Regions from separate parts of the Homo sapiens genome. Here region 1 is linked to region 2. Evidence: chromatin loops called from intact Hi-C (ENCODE). Cell type or tissue: HepG2. All regions are shown on one strand. Each heading gives the region's core, and the rest is flanking DNA. Links, peaks and the distances in the headings are about the cores only. Region 1 overlaps TTC6 (tetratricopeptide repeat domain 6). Region 2 has its middle 37 kb from the start of LINC00517.

What was found. Peaks named below come from ENCODE experiments on the same cell type or tissue, not always from the same donor. Only the 100,000 strongest peaks of a DNase experiment are listed, where the experiment ranks them.
Region 1: a loop joins it to region 2, with 5 times the contacts of the local background. A loop is called at or near these places in 2 of 110 quality-filtered maps.

The regions. Positions count from the first base shown.
Region 1 is chr14:37,788,090-37,796,434 of GRCh38, forward strand. It overlaps TTC6 (tetratricopeptide repeat domain 6), which reads left to right. Exons shown (of 33, transcript NM_001310135.5): 18 at 2,628-2,748; 19 at 4,175-4,325; 20 at 7,181-7,263; 21 at 8,205-8,281. Among named protein-coding and RNA genes, the nearest start is that of LINC00517, 110 kb to the right of the region's middle. In HepG2, for the core only: no CTCF peak of the experiment used is centred there; DNase peaks (open chromatin) are centred at 232 and 3,472.
Region 2 is chr14:37,860,901-37,869,245 of GRCh38, forward strand. No RefSeq gene overlaps it. Among named protein-coding and RNA genes, the nearest start is that of LINC00517, 37 kb to the right of the region's middle. In HepG2, for the core only: a CTCF peak has its summit at 4,259; DNase peaks (open chromatin) are centred at 3,505, 4,321 and 5,435; H3K4me3 peaks cover 1,608 bases.

The sequences.
Region 1 (8,345 bases), core at 190-8,189, 73 kb before region 2:
ATTTGTCAAATTCAGAGTTTTTAACCCCTAAACTAAAAATAGGTTTTGAGAATCCTTAGTAGCTAAGGACACCAACAGCTAAAAATGGCCATTTCTGTGTTACTCTCAATCAGCACACTCCTGGTTTATGCATGTGCCCAGCACAATTGTGAGCATAGAGTCAGTGCTCAGTAAACAGCCTCCAACAGAATGAATGAGTCCATCCTGACTGATGAAATCCAGCCTGAGTCTAACACTCCAGATATGCCTGTGTTCACCTGGGTGCAAAGTTCTGGAATCCCATCATCCTAGATTAGACAGTGTCTAGAGATGAAGAGACAACTAGATTTCCACAGGGAAGAAGAGCTAAGGTGATAGTTACTTGATTGTCTTAAGTCCATTTGCCTTCTGAGGTCACCCTTCTAATTAATATTAAAATAAAATAACTCAAATTTCATTCTGTGTGTTGACAGGAGTCTAGTGTCCTCCCCTCTATTTCCAGTGATTCTTGGGAAAGGGGACTGAGGATTTCTGTCTAATTCTTTCGTCATCTTTGAGTCCAATTTCAGCTTTTGGCTGGATTTCCCATCTTTGCCCACCCTCACTTCTGTGGCTACTGTTCTCTCGGCTTTGCTTTTTCCCAGGTCTGTCCTTCATTCCCCAGTGTAACATCAACACAAACCTGTTATGTCTACTAATCTGTTACTGAATGCTTTAGGGTTCAGAGGATAAATTTAGCACAGATAACTTAAATTTGAAGATCAAACCACCCCCATTTCTAGAAGTTTATCTGGCTCTATCAGCCCTATCCATCTGCCACTGGCCACATCCCTTTCTCTCTGATCTTCCTCTAAAGGCCTCTTTCTCATATTTCCCTCTTATACAAGTTTTGGGCTTCTCATGCCCTCCTCTCCCCACTTCTAGGCTATCACAATAATTGAACAAAATTCCTATTATTTAATTATCCAGAGCAGACAAACTTGATTTCAGCCTCCATCCTTTCCTACCAGACAGCCCAAGGAGTTTTATCACCTGCAACAAAAAAGGACTCTCAAGATATTTTGCTAAGCTAATAATAATAATAATGATATCTAACATTTATTGGGCATTTTGCTACTTGCAAAGTGCTGTTTAAAGTGCCAAATAAGAAGTGTCTCAATATTCAGAGTAATGCTAGGAGCTCGGTACTATTTTCATTCACATTTTACTGATGAGAAAGCCATAGCACAGAGAGGTTAAATAATATTTTTTTTCCTTTTTCCTTAAGAAGAGTTTTTTTATTGTTTGTTAAGAGCAGCCACCCAAACTGCAGCTGATTTTTTAATTGCTAGCCAATCATACTGTGAACTGAGCAGTTAGATTTTCTTCAAGTGATAACAGTCATGCGCCACATAATGATGTTTCGGTCAAAAACGGACTGTATATACTATGGTTAAACCTGATATATGGCACTTGACATTCGCATTGTGGATCAAGTAGGGGAAACGATTGATATTCATTAATGGTGTTGGGACATTTGGTTTCCTCTTATATATATATATATATATATTGTATATACTCTATGTATATTCTATAATATATTCTATATTCTGTATATATGTATATATATAAAAATATATACCATCTAGGTTTGTGAAAGTACACTCTATGATCTTTGCACAATAAAGAAATCCCCTAATAATGCATTTCTCAGAACATATCCCTACTGTTAAGTGGTGCATGACTGTACTTCCTTAATGTGTATGATCATTGCTGACACTGGCTATAGTTCCCTAAATCCAGTACCGTGAATATTTTTGTCCTAGACTGCAAACATTATGCATATTTTGACAAAACTTTGCACCTTAAGGCAGAATGTCATGAGAAGCTTTAAAGATATCTGTCAAAACTTGTGGAAACCCCATCTAATTCACTAACATGTTTTGAAAGTGAAGGGGCAATCAGTAGGCGAGAGACATGAGATGACCTCTAGACAGGTTACTGATGAGAGTCACACACCTGGATTACTGAGAGGAGGTTCTTTTTCTCCCTTCCATTATTAGGGATGTGCATCTCGCATCTCGGATAGCTGTCATTTGGGATGTGCATAGTCAAGCCGTCCGCCTTACCTCCAAGCTCTGTTTGCCTTGGTGTAGCCTCTTTGCTTGTCCATCCCGGTTTGTGTGTGAGCCTGACCTCTGCTTTCTGCCTTCAGGACTAGTACTCAAGCCTGTTCCTTGGCCAGTAACGATGGCTTCCTGATAAAATCAGGCCATCAAGGGTCATGGCACCCTTCTGACTGGAGTTGGATTCTAGGCCAGTCTTTGCCATTGACTGGTATATCATGACCATGGTCAATGTACTTACCCCCTTTGGACTTTAATCTCCTCACCTATACGGTGAGTGGACTATGCTAGATTCCAATCAGGATTTAATTCAGCTCTAATGAGTTTGTGAACCACAATTGCCACATTGTTACTAATAAATACATTTTAATGTACAATACTATTATTTAACTTACCAAACAAGTACACTCATCATAGATATGTTTCTATTTTATATAATGTTAAAAAATGAGAATAAGCAATAGGAAGTTTACAGACTAAAGTATAATTTACCTATGGTTATTTTAGAACCTGAATGAAATACATTTTTTTAAACTTTTTAAGCACTCATAAATGATGGCTATGAGAATCTTGGTTGTTTTCTACATCGGGGAATAGTCTATGCACATCTAAAACTTTGGCTGCTGGCAATTTGTGACTTTGAAACTGTCATTTCTCTAGAAAGGTATGTTTTCCTTTTCATATTTATTGATTTCAGTTTTGTAAAAAATCGAAAACCTGAAATGGGAGAAAAAGTTTCTTTCCCCTCATCATTGATAACCTAGAAAAAATGAGACACTTATAAAGTCATCCTAGAATTAGAATACTACTTCTAAAAACAAGATTACTTCAAAAATAAAACCTGTTCTCAACATCTGTTTGCCTTGGGTGTTTTTGCAAATTTTAGAAGTTAAATGGGTTTGACAGGAGTTAAATCTATGGATAAGGAATCAATACTATTGAGGATTTTGGAGATGCCCAGGCTAGAGCTTTTTGAAATTAACTTCATGGAAAACTGTCATTAAGTTTTAAAATAATGAAAAAACATTCTGCTTGGTGTATGATTGCTATGGACAGGATACAACTCAATGGAAGGCAGCCTTCTATTTAGAACTTCTGGCTTCATTTTGTTTAGTAAAGCAAAATAAAAACACTAATACCATGTAGACCATATGTTCAGGGAGAAATATAGACTGAAAGTTAAATGCACTAGTCAGAAAGTCAAACTGTAAATCACAGAATTTAATTAAAAATTCCCCTTTTTTTCCAAAGAAGGATTTATGAAAAGGGAAGGTGTCAGAAAGAGTAACTAATCATGCCAATTCCTTGCCAACCAGCAGACTGTTTACTTAATCTATCCAAGGTAAACTTTGAACTTGACACAGGAAATTCATGGAGCATGGCTCCCATAATGACCACAGTGGTTTTCTTTTGGACATTTTTGAGCCAGAAAGAAAAAGAAAAGAGTGTCAGTTTCAAAGAGACAGAAAACAGGAAGTAGGAACTTTGGTGTCTAGGCAAGGGGTCAGGGATTCTGTGAGGTTGGATTATTGGATGGGTGGTTTTCATTTTGAAATAGAGGCATCAAACATGATAATTTCTAAGGTTATTTCTCTACTGAAAATCAGTTGATTTTAAGAGAGATAAATAACATTTATTTGATACAGAAAAGCTGTGTTAATATGTACGTGGAGAGGATTTTAACCCCAAGCCACCAAACCCTTGAATATGACTGTTTCTCACTGTCACTCGTGGCCAATAGAACATAGCCTGAGGTAAAGACTCTTTAGTTGAGAAAAACTAAGCTTGTGACTCAAGATAACGGAAAGGTAAATCAAAGAAGAGTAAAGTTTTGCTAAAAGTCTAGGAGACTTCAGGAATTCTGTTCCTAGCGCAGACCTTAAAAACATTAATTCCTTACTAAGGGTTTCATAAAGGTGTTTATAGTTTTTCATAGAGAGCAGCTAACTAATTTACTTTCCTTTGTAAAACATTAAAAAATACTCTGATGAATACTGATGCATCTGTTTCATTCAGTTTATTCCTAATTGGAGAACATTTGGAATAATTAAAAATGTTTAACAAGATTTCACTTTCTCATTTTTTTTTAGAACTATTACTTTGGCTTATGTAAATATTGGCCTCATACATCTGCTACACCTGGATAACTACACGGAAGCTATTTGGCAATTTTCTGAGGCTATTAGAATTGATCCTTTATGTATTCAAAGCTATCTTTGTCGGGCGGAAACCTATTTTAAGGTATTTAAGGCTCGAGAACCTTGATTTTTTTAAAAAAACTTTAATTTTCTGGATATTTGTTCAACATAATTTTAATATATATACATATTTTAGCTAATTGTAGGGGCTAATGCATTTATAAACAATGTGTTAAGCTGGTAGTTAACTCTAATTACTCATTTATAAAGCCTCTACTTTCAAGGTGTGCATTTTTATGTCTTTCACTTTTGAAAATAATACCTTTTTTTTTCTTAATTACAAAAGCATTATATACTTATTGCAGGTAATATATGCATGCGATAGGAATAAACTAAAAACTATTATCTATAATTTTATTCTCTAGGGATAGCTGCTATTAACAATTTGAGTCTATGGTCCAATGTTGTGTGTGTGTGTGTGTGTGTGTGTGTGTGTGTGTGTGTGTGTACAGGTGAGTAAGTAGGTTCATACAATGGGATCCAACCATAGAATGGGATACTGACCATTCATACTTACTTTTAATTTTGTTTAAGTTTTATAAGTTGTTCACATTAAAAATAAATGTTATATGCCCCTGCCGTGACAAATTAAAACAGCACAATAAATAGGAAAAATCCTCTCCAATTCCAGCCAGATCTGATTTTCAGAGATAACGCTGTTAACTCTTGTCTCTACCCTTCAAAGTAGACACCCATTTATACCACTTCACCTCTAACTGCCCTGTCCAAATACTGGTTTCTCACCAGGATGGATTTTCAAATAGCAGCCACAGTGATCTTGCCAAAACATGTCAGATTATTTCACTTCTTTGCTCAAGCCCTTCAATAGCTTCGCTTGTGTTTAGAATAAAAGCTAAATTCTACAAAAGCCAAAGGTCTGCAAGACCCCACAGGAGCTAGCTTCTAATTGCCTTTCTACCTTTGTCTCCTGTCTATGCTGGTTTCAGCCAGGATAAGCTAGGCTATACTGAGGTAAAAAAACAAAAAAACAAAAAACCCAAAAACCAAACCTTCAAAATTACTGTATTAAAACAAAGGTTTATTCCTTGCTCACACTGTATGTCCACAGAGGACTGCCTGGAGGCTCTGCCTCCATTATCTACATCTCAGGACCCAGTGTGACTAGAGTCCCATTCAGAGTCCTTACTCTGCTGACAATGGAGGTAGGGACCTAGGGCAGGTTCAATGTTGCCACTAGGTCATGTTAGTTCTTGACTCTGTCAGGGAAAGGATGGACAATACTCATAGTGTGTGGTTCTTTTGCTTAACCCTGTTGATGAAGGTAAGACCATCTGCGGAAGTTGGAGTTTCCTCTGAGCACATAGAGAAATGGAAACACTAGCATGATAGCAAGGTGTAAGGATATAGTCAAAGGCTGTTCTGAGAGACGAAAATCTCTGTGCAGTAATGATTGAATAATTTGTGGTGCATTCACATCATAGAATGTAACAGAGATGGAGACAAGAGTGAATAGAACTATGCTAGCTGACTTGGAAGGTTTTCCATGAGATATTTTTAAGTAAGAAAAGTAGGGCTCACAAAAGAGTGTGAAGTGTGTACAATACGATTCCATGTAAATAAAACAATTGTAAATAAACCCTTGTGTATGTATGTACAAGAATATATACTCCCATTATGTGGGTTCAGCCTCCAGGGTAAATCTAATCTAAGGCTACCTGGTAGTGGTCTAATGTCAGGGAAGCTTGTGAGATCTGCGAATGAGCCTCCATTTGTCTTAAGTCAGGATTTCCTCAATGCATAGACATGTATGGTTGGTAGAACAGGTATAGCAATGTGGACATATGACTATATGATTTATTAATTACACCATCCTGAATAGGGTTAGCTTAGGAAGCAGCAGGCATGAAGTTCCACAGAAATTTTCCAATTTGTTTAAACTAATCTCAAACTTCCTCCTTTTTTGTTTCCTCTTTTGAGTCCATCCACCATTTCCTCCAAACATTTATACCATCTCTACAGGTACTGCCTGCTTCCATGCACAAATTAGTTTTGTACATTTGCTTCTTTGCATCATTGTGCCGTAACAATAAAAGGATTGGTTGGTTGTCCCAGGTTAATTTTGCTCTGGTCTGTAGAGTGCTCTTTTGGTAATATTTTCAATGATAGTTGATTTTGTCCCAAAGTTGTACAAATTCAGTTTCTGCGACCAGTATTAAGGGAATAATTAATGTTTACTTTTCGTTACATATTGATGGTAAGCAGATTACTTTTTCATCATTTTTTTATTTTGTTATATTCATTCATTCATTTACTTAATTTTTGTGCAGGCCTGTTTTTCCTCCCTTATTTTTAAGTGGAATAGAGTTTTAGTTTTTATATTACCCTCCTTTGCATGCTACTTTATTTCTTAGTCTTTATTCCTATTATTGTTTTTGTCTAGATGGAGTCTCACTATGTTGACCAGGCTGGTCTTGACCTCCTGGCCTCATCAAGCGATTCTCCTATCTCAGCCTCCCAAAGCGCTCGAATTAGAGGCCTGAGACCAGCCTGCATGCTGCTTGATTAAGATGGATCAGGTTTGCTGAAAAAGTTGTTAGGGTTGAGGGAGAAAAACTGGAAACTAAATGATAAAAGAGAACACAAACACGTACACAATCCAGAATGTATTATATAATCACATTTATGTGAAATAGTATATGTAGATATGTATAATTATTATTTAAAATTAAAGATAGATGATTTTTAAAAACTAAGAATATATCATAAATTTTTCTTTTTACTTCTCTGTATCCCATTTGCTTTGTAGATTCTTAAGAAAAACATGTATGTTAGGAGATGTCCCTGCAAAATTTCTGTAGAAAGGGTGGGAGAGGATAAATATCAGAAAGGAAGCAATCGATGTTATTAGGAGCTAAATTTCTGTTTCTCACTCAACAGTTGCATAAATTGAAAAAGGCAGTAAATGAATTGTCTCGTGCTATCCACCTTCAGCCAGATGGAATCCAATTATACATAAGAAGGTATGAGCATAGAAACTGAATTCTTCTTGGGATAACTTAGCATCAGAGAAATTGAATGGGGATCTTCAGTTCCCTCTTGAACCTTTCAGGCTCCCCATTTTACATTTAATCTCCCAGCAATTGCCATTTCCCCACCAGCAAGCCAGTTTGTTAAACTTTGAGATAGTTTATTACATAAGATAACCAGATTTTTCCCTTTGCTCTACCCTTGCATCAAAATATACCTGTTTAGTGTTTATGTTCTTTGAGACCTTTTTAAGCGACTAGTCATATGGTTATCACATATCTCATAAGAGTAAGGTAACGTATTTTGAACAGTTGTTTTGATTATGTCCACAATCAAACATAAGCATGTGTACTAAACACAAACCTCTGCTAATTCAGTGAAAAGAAGTGACATACTGAATTGTATACCATTTCTACAGGTACTGCCTACTTCCATGCAGTATTTCAAATGCAGTAGAACTTTCTATAAAGATATCCTTTGCAAGTTATGAGTTATCACTATCAAAAATATAAACTTTTAAGGATTTATAGACCTGGGAAATGGAATGTGACAATGCTTTACTGATAAGGGCTTGCTTTGTCCTTGAACCACATTTTAGCAATTTATGTAGATACCTCCTTCCTTTTATATGCCTTGAACTTTATCTTTTAATAATTTCTCAGCAAAAAGTATAACATTTTAAATGCAGATAATTGCAAAAAGAGATTTGTGTATTTTTCTTTCAGTGTTACATTTCCTAAGTTTTCTCATCACATCACTATGCTAATTGATATATTTAGTTTATATAAAATGTCTATAATTTTCACTTTTTTATGCATACATAAGTAAATAAGAATGAATATATTGTAAAATTGTAAGTAACTGATTAGAAGAAACTTTATTTTAGAAAGTTAATTTTTAGCTGCTTAGAATCAAAATCGATTATTTCTTCCAGAGGACAATATCTTCTTATGATGAAATATTATGATCTTGCAAAGTTTACTATTTATCAAATAGCAGAAATGGACAAAGGTAAGTATAATTAATTATAACTTTTAAGAAATACTTCTTTAAAATTTTTATGCTATTTTGCAAT
Region 2 (8,345 bases), core at 181-8,180:
TTTGGCATGCAATTAAATGTAGGAAACAGTAAAAAGGGATGGAATTTTTGCTAAGTAGTGTTGGGACAACTGGATAGCTATTTGCAAAACACATAGGGAAAAACCATTACTTTATCACCATATAACAAAATAAATTTCAACTGGATTAAAGAAATTTACATGCCAAATTCATAAGAACAGTATAAAAAACTTTGAGAATATTTATATAATCTTGAGCACGCTAGATTTTAAAAACTTGACACCAAATCCAGAAATTAAAAAAGATAAAGGTGGATTGATTTGACCATGTACAAATTTATTTTTTTGTATCAAAATGCTACAAAAATAGTAAAAACAGATATTAAAAAGTTTACATTTGCAGCATATGTATAAAGAGTTGTCAAGAATGAAAAAGCCCAAATATCAAATATATGAATTTTCTGGTGAAGGCTATAACTGAAAAAGGAAGAAATCACATGAATAATATGCATTATAAAATTTTTAAAATCAGTAATTAAAGACAAATTAAACCATAACTTTCACCTAGCAAATTAGCAAATAATAAAACATAATCATAATATCCAGTGTTCAAGAAAATCACCTCCCATTCATTGCAGAAAGGATATTAAATTGGTCTTAGGATTTTCACAAGCTTTGTCAGTATTCATCAAAAACCTTTAAAATATGCCTCCTGTTTGACCTAAGAATTATACTTCTATAAATTTGTCCTAAGAAAACTAAAAATTTAAGCAAGTATTTAGATATGGTCATGCTTATCAAGTTCTGTTTTTAAAATTGAAACATTGGAAGCCATCTAAAGGTACAAAAGCATACAGGTTAATGAATTATGGAATATTTATAAAATGAAATGTTATTTCTCTAGTAAAAAGTACATTATCTCTGAATGGTGGAATTAAGATGTTTATTTTTCTTAATTTTGTTTATATATTTTAAAAATAATTTGCTAAAATAAAGATGTTTTCTATAATTTTGAAAAGACAAAAGCCTTACACTTAATTTTTAAGTCCCTCTTTTTATTGTTAAACTGTAAAGCAATTCTGAAGCTAAAAGCAAATATTCATGAACTGCTGTAAGAGCCATAGAAGCATTTTCTATAGATAGAGATTATTACGTTACAGTACAACTAATATATGTTGGCTAGATTTCATGGAGTAGTGACCACCATTACCATTTCATATTCTTAAGAAGCATGTGAAATATAGTATATTGAGTTTATTTCATGTTTAATGCCTCAAAATAAGACTCACAGTGTCTGTGTGCTACTATTATTAGTTTTACATAATTAGCAAGGAAAATAGCCCTATAGAAGATAAAGATATTTTGATGATGTTATAAGTTATTTGAGTAAATTAAGAATATACACCTGGAGTTGTAGGCTATGAAAGATGGCCCCTACCCAGTGCATCTGAGATGGGAAGAGATTGTGGGGCCATCAGAAAGCCTCCCTGGAGGTCATTCTCCTTGGTAAGAGTGGTTGGGAAGCATTTTATTCTGCCCCGCCCCTCCCTCTAGCAGGCAGACTTTCTTAATTATGATTGATGTAGGTGTCATTTATGTGAACTTTTACTCTCTGAGCACACAACACAGCTGGTAGGCTGAGAGAGTATTCTGGGCAGTAGGAAGAATTACCTTTGGGATTAAAAACCGGATTTTCTTCCTTGTTCATGCTACTGAATATTACTGTTGATAAGAGTTACTATAAAGTTTGATTGTGAACTCGGCCCTGCTGACAAGAGTTTTCTTGGCCATTAAGCAAGGATTAACCTTCCTGAAGTAATTATCTGATCAAGTCACCCTTCTGCTAAGGAATTTTTCATGATTTCCATTACTTTATGATCTGAAAATCAGATTCCTTGATCTGGCACCCTTGGCCCTCCGTTTCCTGACTATCCCACTTTCTGACCACATTTTCCACTATTTCCTATACATCATTGCCCAGGCACATGGAACCATCTACTTTCTTTAAAATGTAGGTCCAATGTTTTTTTCCTCCTCAATATCATCACTCACACTGTTTCTCCTTGAGAATGCCTTCTGCACCATCTTTGCGTGTACTACTTTTTTTTTTTTTATTATACTTTAAGTTCTAGGGTACATGTGCATATTGTGCAGGTTAGTTACATATGTATACATGTGCCATGCTGGTGCGCTGCACCCACTGACTCGTCATCTAGCATTAGGTATATCTCCCACTGCTATCCCTCCCCCCTCCCCCCACCCCACAACAGTCCCCAGAGTGTGATATTCCCCTTCCTGTGTCCATGTGATCTCATTGTTCAATTCCCACCTATGAGTGAGAATATGCGGTGTTTGGTTTTTTGTTCTTGCAATAGTTTACTGACAATAATGATTTCCAATTTCATCCATGTCCCTACAAAGGACATGAACTCATCATTTTTTATGGCTGCATAGTATTCCATGGTGTATATGTGCCACATTTTCTTAATCCAGTCTATCATTGTTGGACATTTGGGTTGGTTCCAAGTCTTTGCTATTGTGAATAATGCCGCAATAAACATACATGTGCATGTGTCTTTATAGCAGCATGATTTATAGTCCTTTGGGTATATACCCAGTAATGGGATGACTGGGTCAAATGGTATTTCCAGTTCTAGATCCCTGAGGAATCGCCACACTGACTTCCACAATGGTTGAACTAGTTTACAGTCCCACCAACAGTGTAAAAGTGTTCCTATTTCTCCACATCCTCTCCAGCACCTGTTGTTTCCTGACTTTTTAATGATTGCCATTCTAACTGGTGTGAGATGGTATCTCATTGTGGTTTTGATTTGCATTTCTCTGATGGCCAGTGATGATGAGCATTTTTTCATGTGTTTTTTGGCTGCATAAATGTCTTCTTTTGAGAAGTGTCTGTTCATGTCCTTCGCCCACTTTTTGATGGAATCCTGAGCTCCTACCCAAAATCTTTTTAATTCCACAATTTGGAGATCATCTCTCTTCCTCACCAAGAACCAAATGCAGGTTTGATCTTTAACTATATGATGAAACTTTTTTTAACCTGTATTATAGATCCGTCTATTAATACTTATTGTTAGTGATTACGGTAAGCTTTTTAGTGGAAGGACCTGTGTTTATTTTTGTTTTGCAAAGCATTTAACCCAGTGCTTTGGAGTATAAATATTTGTTGAGTGAGTGAATGAATGAAATGCCTGACTACAACCCTAGCCACCAAATCTTTGAGTTCATCTACTAATGCTTGTTCCCTGGGCTATACAAGACAGAGGTAAAGGCTGGTGGTCCTGTTTACAATATAGGCATTTACTTTTGGTTCTTGCCTTCATCGTGGCTGTGAGGCTTTAGAGTCTCACAGTAAGCTCAGGGGGGTCGCTGGGTACCATGTCAGTGGGCTTCATGAACAAACCCTGGCTGCCGTTATGTCAGCAGCTGCCATCTGTTCCTCTCAAGCTCTGCCTTCCTTTGGTGACTTCTGTGTTGCTGATTAAAGCCACTTGGGGGACCTCACTAATGCTCACCCCTCCTATGGGTCTCCTCTACTGATCTCATCATGGGGCTGACTCCACAGGTAAGCAGTACTTGGTACTTGTTCCTAGGAAGTCAGGGAAGAGGGGAAAGAGGCGCCGGATTGCCGCTTTTCACCTCATCAACTATGGGATCCTGCCTTTTGGCTGCTTTCATTGATCCTTTTATTCTCTATGGATTTTTGTTATGAGATCTTTGTGTTCACAATGAGGAGTCCTAAAAATAAAAAAGATGTCGATGTCATCCATTTAAGTAATCTGTACAGCATTTTAGAAGCAACCAAAATATTCTGTGACAAGCGTTTTCATTAAAATACATCCAATGTGAGAGGCTTACTATAAACTATGCAAAGTATTGTGGTCTTCTAACGGGTGCAAACATGGCATCCTCATAATCACTCTCTTTTGCAGTTTGAGCCTATTGTTTTTTGTCCTTCCTGCACTGAATAGGAGCCACCTTTGTCACCTCTGGAAACTTTGGCTTTAGGGCAGCCCCAAGACTGATTGAGGTGAATATGGTTGTCCCTCCAGTATCTGGATTGAGCAAGTGAAATATCTCTCTGGGGGCGGAGGAGTGCCTGCCTGCAGGGACAGGGTAGGACGGGGGACAGGGGAAGGGTATCCACGTCTGCAGCCAGGCCAGCACAACAAGGCCTTGTTTCTCCTCCACTGCAAAAAGACTGGATGCTTCACTGTTTTGTACTTCATTTCCTTTGAGCTGCTGCCCTCTCTCCTCCTCTGCCAAGTGCATGAGTTTGGCAGGGAGGTTGGCAAGCATTTCACAAGACGGTAAAGGTTAAGGTACAGTGGAGGTTGTTTAGTGCAGAATTGTAAATATTTGTTAAAAGGTTTGTGGAGCTGCTTCTTTTGATACCTCTAATCCACCGAGACAGAAATAACTTCAAAGCCATGCCTAGTCTGACTTGGTCCTCAACCAAAGGAAAAAATCAGCTACTGCTAAAATATGTTTTCACTCACAGCCAGGCAGCCTGCCTTAGCAGGCGTCCTGAAGGATGAATCATAGTTTAATTGTCTTTGGGCACTTGCACATCTGCTTAGGATCGTCAACAGGGCAGGAGCTGAGCTGCATGAATAAATGTGAAGAAGCCTTTAGTTTACACGGTTCCATGCTGTCAACAGCAGAACGAGAAGTCCGTTCAGAAGGATGGGCTGAGCCAGCTCGCCTGCCCACACAGAAGGAAGGCTTCCCAGTGTGCTACTTGGAATGTAGGGAGAACAGCATTTCTCTACAATTTGGGGCTTCTCCAGGGATTTCAGAGTAAGGATTTCCAAATCATCTCATGAGACCTGAGTATCTGAGTTCTTAGGTGGAAAACAGGAGAGGGAATTGGAAGTTATTGCACAATTGCAGGTGGGTTTTAAGAATTTTGGTAGTTTTAAAAATTACTACAAACTTCTGTGGACAATTACTGTTGAATCCAATTCCTTTATTTTCTTCCATTTCCAAAGTATACTCTTATTTTTATCTCATAGGATTTCATTTGTTCCCCAAAGCAATAAAGAACAGACAAGAGTGAGTAGTATTCTGGGTGTCATCTATAGGGAGAAAATTGGTTACATAAACTTGATTTAACAGTTGAAGAGGCTTTAGAACTTTGCAAGGCCTCTGGACTGAGGTTGGCTTATTTCTCAGTCAATGCTTCGTGGCTTTGAGGTTGAGATTTGAGGCCTGACCACAGTCTTCCTACTACTCTTAACTAGAAGTTTGTAGTATGCATTTTCATGCAAGCAAGAGCTGACTCTACTGCATAAAGTGAAAATTGTTGGTTACATCCAAACCCTTGGATCATTTTTCTGATAGATAATGGGCCTTACCTGCTCACTGCAAGAATTCCTACAGCAGTGGGTCACGGCTTGCCACATTTTAGAATCAGAGAGCAGTAAAGAGGCAGGAATGCCTTTGCCTGCCACCAGAACTTCCAATTCTATTGGTCTGGGATGGCTCACAGGCAGGAAATAATGTTTAATGCTCCCACGTGATTCTATTGTAAAGCTAGGGTTGAGGATCTGTGTTCTGTGTTAGGTGACTGCCCAGAGCAGAGAGATAAAACAACGCCCCATCCTCTCCATATTTTCTGATTTGTTTCCTATTTTGGCAAAGAGTGAAGATGGCAGAGGAGAGAAAATATTGTCATGATCTGTGGCCTGAGAGTTCATTTTTTTCCCCAAACAATAATTTTGGGGAAAAAAATTTCCCCCAAAAATAATTTTGTGTGCCTGTTCCTAGCCCTATGAAGATAACAAAAAAATACAAAAATTAATAAGGAAGCAGTGTTTGCTGAGTGAAATAAGTCGGGGCATTTAGAGACCTGGGTTAAGAATCTTGACTCTTAAACTCTCAAACTTTGTGATATAGGGCCAGGAATTTGACTTTTCTTCAACCTTGGTTTATTCCTCTTATAAAAAGTGAATAATGATGTATATCTCGTAGTGTTATTATGAGAGTTAAAATGATGATAAATATAACATCTAGCACCTATGCACTCAATAACAACTATTCTAATATGGTTGAGTTGGCAACAAAAACTGTTACTGAGAATCCATGAAATTTTATTAAGAAGTGAATTTTATGGTTCAGTAATAATTTCCAAAATAATTCATTCAGTAATTTATTTACAAAATCTTTATTGAGTCAGTATTATGTACTAGCAAATGTGCTGGGGATATGGGACCAGGCACAGTCTCTAGACTGATGGGGCTTACAGTCTAGTGGGTAAGTTAGAATAGAGAAGAAGGAAAGGGAAATAATGGTGTCAAGACTTTTACCTGAAAAGGTTGAATTCTTTTCTATTTGACTAAGAAACGCATCTACTGAGAACACCTATTTTGTAGGCAAGCTGAACGGTTAGATACCCAAGTTATGTTATTACTGTGTAACTAACCATCCCAAAACTTAGTGGCTTATAACAAACATTTTGCATTATCTCTCATGGTTCTAGGGGTTGATGGGGACTCACTCAGCTGGGCTGTCCTCAGGATTTCTCACACACTTGCAGGCAAGTGGTGGCTGGGGCTAGAGTCATTGGAAGTCTCTGCTGGGTTCACTGACATGGCTTGCATGTGCTGCTTGCTGCTGGCTGGGAGCATGGGTGGGGCTGTCAACCAAGATGCCCGCATGAATCTTGGGCTTCTCACAACACAATGAGTGTTCCAAGAATGGGCGCATTCAGAGAGACCTAGGTGGAAGCATCATGGATTATTATGACCTTCAGCTTTGGAAACCACAGCATCTCACTTCTATCACTTAACACATTAACAGATGGCCCCAGATTGAAGGGGTAAGGGATACCCAGGGCATGGATTCAAAGAGGGGTAGTTCACTGGGGAGGGAGCGGTAGGTATCCTTGGATCTGTGGAGATGAGCTACCACAGAAATCCTGCAGATAGCTGGAATAGTGGCTGTGGAGTAGGGATGAGTGATTGTGAGACAGGATTCAGATTTGGAAGACATCAGGGTAGAGGTTACAGTTAGAGCAAATGGAAGACCAGTTTTAGAGGAGTGGAGACTCTTAAAGTTATTCAATGGAAGAAAAAACTGAACCAAAAATAGGTCTCGTAGGGGAAGAATGAAGAAAGTCTAAACTCAGGGGTGTTAATGTAGGGAAGTGTTTCATCAAGAAGCATGCTATCAAATTTAAATATCTCAGAGTCTGAGAAGAAAGAGATCTAGAAATGTATGTGATTTAACAAAAAGGAGATCAATGAGTCAGAGCATAGTATAATATGTGCTAGGAGTTTGAGTTTATAGTATAAGATTATGAGTTAGATTGTTCCAGAAGGACTTCATGAATGGAAGGAGGCCTTAGCTGGCATTTGAAGGGTGTATCTGGGAATACATCCCGGAAAATACATTGTGGTTGTGTGTTTGGGCTGGTTGCATAGGGAGCCAACCGTTCACCAAACCCGTCCTCATCTTGCTGGATATCCCACTGGACTACATTAGATGTTATATGACTCTGAGCTCTGATATGTGCCTATAACAACCGTCCACGTGTGATTCTCCATGTTCTCTCTCCTTTTGAAGTGACCCTAGAAGTCATATGTTAAGGATGGCAGAGCTGAAAGATGGAAGAATCCTGAATCCCTGAACCACCCATTGTAGGAGAGCCACCTGCCAAGTAGGAACACCTGTTTTGGGTTTTAAGTAAGCAATAAATAAACTTTTGTATTAAGCCACTGACAGTTTGGTTAATCTGTTCCAATGACTAGCAATAGCTAGAAGTGACAGACTCCTTTAAAGGGCAAGAAACAGACTGATGAGGCTAGGGAGGAGGGCTGGGAATGGGAATAATTGGAGAAAAAATGGAAAAAGTTGGTGGTGGCCAGATTATGGAGGACTTCTTACAACATTACCTCTTACATTTGTATTTTCAAATTTGAAAAACATGTCATATTATCTTTTTCTTACATAGCCTTATGAGGCAGATATTAATATTACATTTTAAAGATGATGAAATTTAGGCTTAAAGCCAGTGATTGTATCCTAAAGTTATGCAAGCACAGAGCTAAGGTTTGAATGTGGGTTGACAGAGTTGGAGGCTACTACTCTCTCCAGTAAATGACAACTAACTCGTATGGCCAATTGAAAGTTGGAAAGTACTACAAACAGTCTATGTGTTCAAGGCAGAGTCTAAGGATTATTATTTTGGTAGCAGCTTTTAGGATGAATGAGCACTGATTCTAATTAATGGGCTTTGGAGGCAGCAAGGAGCAAAGTGATAAGCTTGAATTAAGGTGGTGGCAGATGAGAAGGAAAGGAAGGGTCAAAGTAAAGTTTTATGAAGAAAAAATTTACAGGGACTGGATCCTGGGTGTGAGATACAA